2 separate regions of the Homo sapiens genome follow, and region 1 is linked to region 2. A link is a contact called in ENCODE Hi-C or POLR2A ChIA-PET data. All regions are on one chromosome and are shown on one strand. The core of a region is the stretch at or near the end of the contact, and the rest is flanking DNA. Distances in the headings are between cores, read along the strand shown. Region 1 has its middle 38 kb from the start of ASMER1. Region 2 overlaps ASMER1 (adipocyte associated metabolic related lncRNA 1).

Region 1 (2,700 bases), core at 114-2,613, 92 kb before region 2:
ACATAGTTCTGTGCTAATAAAGATAATCATGATAATCTTTCCAAAGTAAGCAGCAGGGATGGTCTTTTAGATCCCTTTGGAATTGCTTGCATCCCAGAGAATTTTGTGCCTTTACTACTAAAGTCAGGTCTACCTGCCAAAGAATAGACAGCCCTCTGAAGGGGAGATTTCCTGCTTGTAGTTCACTCTGGAAAGGCCTGTTCTGGGGAGACTGAGATGCTTAAGGGTGAAGTTCTGGCCTACTTTGACTATTATAGATGATATATACCAAGAGTGTAGCAATCAAAAATCACTCAGAAAACAGGCAGGCCTGAGTCAGAAGCAGCAACTCCTTCTACTTGCATTTCTGGCCTGGGCAAGCCATTGACCCATTTTTCTCTTTGGTTTTCACAACCCAGTGTCTCCTAGTTCTCTTCTTAATGCTAATTTCATCTGGTCTCATAACAGATTTATTTTCCCATAACTGCCGATATTCTGCCTTACAGCTGTCTCTTCCTTCATTACATCTTGAGCAGAAACAGCCATCCCTATGTCTTCAAGCACCTCATACTGTATTCCAAGTTCCTTCTAATTGTCTAGTTGTCTTCTGTTTCCTACCACTCATGAATATCCAGCTTGTCAACCTATTAGCTAAATTTCAACATGCCCCAATCTTGAATTCAGTATACAGCCATTCTCCCCAGTTTGTTCTTCTATCCCTTTGTTGGGAATTTGCTTATTTCTAAAAATGTTGGTCCTCAGCAGATTCTTCTTACGCTAGCCACTTTTTGAAGACTTTCCTAATCTGTAGCTTACAACCCATATCTTTTGCCTTAACCCAGAGCGTTATCATGTCTCACCTCAGTTATTGCTCTAGCATCTACTTGGGCCTGCTTCCCCTTCCCAGTTGTGATAATAGCCACTATTGCTAGAGCAATCATTCTAAAATACAAATCTGTTAAATCTGCCTAAAATCCTCTGGTGACTTTTTATTGCTCATGAAATTGCACACTCACTTGTCTTTAGGGGCCTGGGGGAGTAGTAAAGAATGTAAGGCTTCTGGTGGAATACTGTAGGAAGGGGTGGCTCTACCTTAAATGGAGGAGGTAAAGTTATTCTAGTTCAAATATTTTTAAAACAAGAAAAATCCATGTGTTAGCCGAACAAAAGTGATACAACTACTAGTGTCCAGTGTGAGCCCATGGGGTTAATTCTGTGTCCTCCAAGCTCCTTAGACTTCTGGCTCTGCCTGCATTTTCACCTTTTCAACTCGTTCTCCTACCCTCTAACAGCATTCTGTGCATCATCACCAATCATTCCATATTCAAACATTCCCAAATAAGAACTCACTATTTCCTGAGTGCTCCTGCTTTCTTGGCATCAGTGCCTTCAGTCACGTAACATTCTCTGCCTAAAATACCTCCTTCCTTTGCTCATTCTGAACCTAGTAAACTATTCATCTTTAAAACTTTAACACATTTACTTCCTCAAAGAAGCCCTCCCTCCCTAATTCACTATTGTAGGACGGAGTGTGTTTCTCAGCCCTTTGCAATACCAAATGCTTATTGCACTTATTACAATGGTTAACAACATACTTTGTAACTTTGCATTCCTTTTAAAGACAATAAAGTGTATCTTCTTAATCTTACATTCAGTGAGTGCCCAGTATATATCTCTTTTTTTTTTTTTTTCTTTTTGAGAAAGAGACTTGCTCTGTCCCCTAGGCTGGAGTGCAGTGGTGCGATCTTGGCTCACTGCAACTTCCGCCTCCCGGGTTCAAGCCCGTCTCCTGCCTCAGCCCCTCCAGTAGCTGGGATTACAGGCGTGCACCACCATGCCCGTCTCTGACCTCAAGTGATCTGCCCACCTCAGCCTCCCAAAGTGCTAGAATTACAGGCATGAGCCACCTGGTTCATATCTTGATACATAGCAGTTACTCAACAAATGTATGCCAAATGAGAGAATGAATGAAAGGTGATCTCAAACAAAAAAATGAAAGGCTCCCCTCCCTGTCTGGAAGGAAACTAAGTAATGTATAATGTAGGGGCGCAACCACGTCCCTGAGGCAAGTCCCAGCCTCCCTAGTCACCTCTAGCCTAGGGCTCATGATCTATCTGGGCCAGGTCAGACATTCTCCCTTCTGCCTTCTCAAATCTCCTGCAGAAATATGATCTCTACTAGGAAAGTCCTGATAAGAGAAACTGGTTCTTAAAACGAGAATGGGAACTTTGCAGATTTTGCCAATAAAAACCTAATTACCTGCTGAACCATACCTTCCTCCAAACAATAGCAAGAGCATCTCAGAAGCTTTGCTTTTATCAGGGAAGCTGACGATAGTACTGCGGTGAGCCTGGGATCAGAATTCATGGTCTGTCCTGAAAATTAGCCAATGAATATATCATGTTTCATAGGATTGCATTCTTCTGAACTATCCAGAATCAATCATAGCAGAGAATATACTCTCCTGCTGAGTATGGTTCAACTAATTCCTTGCTGATAATACCCTCACCAGCATAGAAGCTGGAATTAGCATTAGGCTATTTCAGATCCCCAAGGAAATCCGGGTCCGTGGCGGTATGGAAATGCAAGAAACCAGTGTCACTTATGAACTTGGCACGTAGCATGAGTGCGCCTTCAGTAGAGGGCTTTGAGGGTGGCAACTTATCTATGAAGACCAAACCACCAGGTTTTTGGTGATTCGGTGGGTGCTTAATAAAAGTG
Region 2 (2,700 bases), core at 178-2,677:
TTCAACTTGTCTTTTTTGAGAGGGACTCAATTCAACTCATTACAATATCAAATGTTATACAAAGTATGATGGACACAGGGAAAAGGTCATTATATTTTGCATTTAGGAAATGATTGGTGACTTTTGGAAGAGCTGAGATCAAGGTAAAAGCCAAGTTCACAGCAGTTGATTAGTGGTGTGAAGTGGACAGTTAGCTGTGAAAGGCAGAGGGAAATAACTGAGGGTGGCACAAGAGTGAGAATATAAGACTTTCTGAGAATCAATAGGTGGTCATCAGTACATAAGGAAAGGGTCTTGAGTCAGCAAGGATGCCAATCTAATAAAGCAATATTGGAGTAAATGCCCTTATCACGCAAAATGACATTTTAGTGAATAGACTGCATATATGATGATGGTTCCATAAGATTATAATACCATATTTTTACCGTATCTTTTCTATGTTGAGATGCATAAATACTTTCCATTGTGTTACAGTCATCTACATACAGTAACATGCTGTACAGGTATGTAGTTTAGAAGCAGTAGGCTATACCATCTAGGTTTGTGTAAGTACACCATGATATTGATGTTCACATGATGAAATTGCCTACTGATGCATTTATCAGAACATATTCCCATCGTTAAGCAATACATGATTGTAGTTATTAAAATCCTACTAAATCAGGATGTATTTCCTATTAATATAAACTTATAAGCAATTTTAATCAATATTAAACACTAATACAGATATAGGTTTATTAGAGTCAATATATATGTTAATATAAGATTTTTGATGCTTTGCACTGTTTCCCAAGGTTCATAATATTATACAATTACTAAAGCTAGCAAGGTTATCATAAGACAAAGGGCATTTACAGTTTATAATCTATTTGTTTTTCTTTCAGAATCTAGAAAATAATTTTATTTGATTTTTCTGTAATTAAGTAAAATGCTGTTTTATTAAAATTTAATTTCCCCCCAAAACTTTCTAAAATCTGCAGATCTCTGAAAAGTTAATAATTTATCTGCCAAGCATACCTCCTGTATTTAAGTATTTATGAGCATGTGATAAATGTGTACTCTAAAACACAAACAGAATGTGTTTTCTTACGTATTAATGAATATTTTGATTAATTAAGCAGATATTAGAATTGCACATCACTTCAGGGTTGTTTGATTCAGAATAGCATCTGGTTTCAGTGATAACATGAATCATGAAAACTACTTATAAATGTGCTCTTGTGTTCTTCTCATAATCTCCTATGGAAAGTAAACAGGAACTGTTAAAAATGTACCTAGCACTTCTCAGGGGCTCCTGTTCTGGCTTGGTCCAACTCTGGTCATGCAGGCATTTTTCCTTTTAAGGACAATTAAGTCCTATCTTTGCAGGCCATAGTGTTACTCATGTTCGGGGAGGCCACAGAGCCGGGAAGAGGAGCCCTGAGCCCTGAGCAGGTTCAATGTCGCCCCCGTCAGGAGCACCGCTGCAATGGAAAGCTTCAGTTACCATCAAAGGGATGCAGTCAGGCCAGAGAGAGAACTGCTATTTTCAAATACAAATGAACAAAACTACAAAAATGACAGAGAAGTCTTTGTTCTCTGTCTAAATGTGAGCCCCAAACAAATCCTCCCTGATTTAATGTGAAGTTTCTGGCCTGACCCCGACACTCTCCCTGATGTGCCTTCTACACGTCTATGAGGCAGCACTGTCTGTAACAGTGTGTGTCAGGTGCAGGGACTTTTCCAGCTGTCTCATGACTGTTAGGCAACATTGCCTTTTCCTGGGACTTTCAGCTGGGCTGGCTATGGTCTTTTTAGATTTAGCTTTGGGAAGCTGCCCCCTGCTGGGCTTCGGTTGGTGTGAATGGCCTGGACTTAGGAAGGGGCACTGCTGTAGTTGGCCCTGAATGGACCCTGGACTTTGGAGCCTCCTGGATGACACAGTTGCTTACCCTCGTGTTATCAATCTGAAAAACCTCATCAAGTGATACATTTCCAATCTCCTGACTGTCCTGTGACTTATTTGATGGTATTAAGCAAAGCTCAGGTCAGAAGGATTGTCATAAAATTGTTGACTGGACTCTTTCTCAGGAAAAGTTTAGCATGTCCTGGCAACTTTTAGGCTCATACCACTAACTCTGAGAGGTCAAGGGTTTTATGTAGAATGGTAACCTTCTTAAAATTGAGGTTTTAATAAACAGAGCTACGCATAGCAGACTCATCCCTGGTCTTACAGAGAGGATGTCAAATGGCTGAACCATGTGCTTTCTCAAAGTCAGTGACAGCAGAGATGAGGAAGGGGTTGATGATGTAAGAGAGAGCTGGGACAAAGGCCAAGTCAATACCAAATGAGTTGTCATTCTCCCTATGCTTTTCATACACACCCAAGCGTTTCACTCGGGAGATACCAGAGCAAAAGGAAGATAAATGCTACATGTAGTTCGTTCTGATATAACTGTCACTAGCACATGGTGCACACGCTCCATGAGAACACTTCTGTTTCATTAATCATGCTCTTTTGAAAATGTGACTAAATGTAAGTGATGTCAATTTCCAGTGCTGCTTTTGCTTTATAAGTAGGCTTTGAGGATTTAACCATATTTGGTAGATGCTAATATTTCTGTGTTGGCCATGAGAAAGATTATTATAGTACACAATGTAGTAAAATATTTGTCTTATGTAAAGAGAGAAATAATCATTTTTATTTACATTCCTGTGCAA

Evidence for each region. A loop is a pair of places that touch in the nucleus more often than their neighbours do. ChIA-PET counts read pairs that join two places held with the same protein, here RNA polymerase II (POLR2A). Pooled maps may share reads with other maps.
Region 1: a map of mammary epithelial cell shows a loop between it and region 2 (2.9-fold over the local background). The contact joins two enhancer-like sites. A Hi-C loop is called at or near these places in 12 of 168 maps with a recorded cell type or tissue (Caco-2, Calu3, HepG2 and 9 more), 1 of 37 single-sample maps with no recorded cell type and 7 of 50 pooled maps. POLR2A ChIA-PET finds 5 or more read pairs at or near these places in 2 of 52 experiments (BJ and HepG2).

The regions. Positions count from the first base shown.
Region 1 is chr21:14,955,639-14,958,338 of GRCh38, reverse strand. No RefSeq gene overlaps it. Among named protein-coding and RNA genes, the nearest start is that of ASMER1, 38 kb to the right of the region's middle. Within about 2 kb of position 1,363, at least 2 of the 41 ENCODE cell types and tissues checked have a DNase peak (open chromatin) inside an H3K27ac peak, as active enhancers do; they include PC-3, where a contact is called at or near this core.
Region 2 is chr21:14,863,544-14,866,243 of GRCh38, reverse strand. The region is part of intron 1 of ASMER1 (adipocyte associated metabolic related lncRNA 1); the gene reads left to right. Among named protein-coding and RNA genes, the nearest start is that of ASMER1, 54 kb to the left of the region's middle. RefSeq lists an enhancer at 1,517-1,566. Within about 2 kb of position 1,427, at least 16 of the 41 ENCODE cell types and tissues checked have a DNase peak (open chromatin) inside an H3K27ac peak, as active enhancers do; they include PC-3, where a contact is called at or near this core.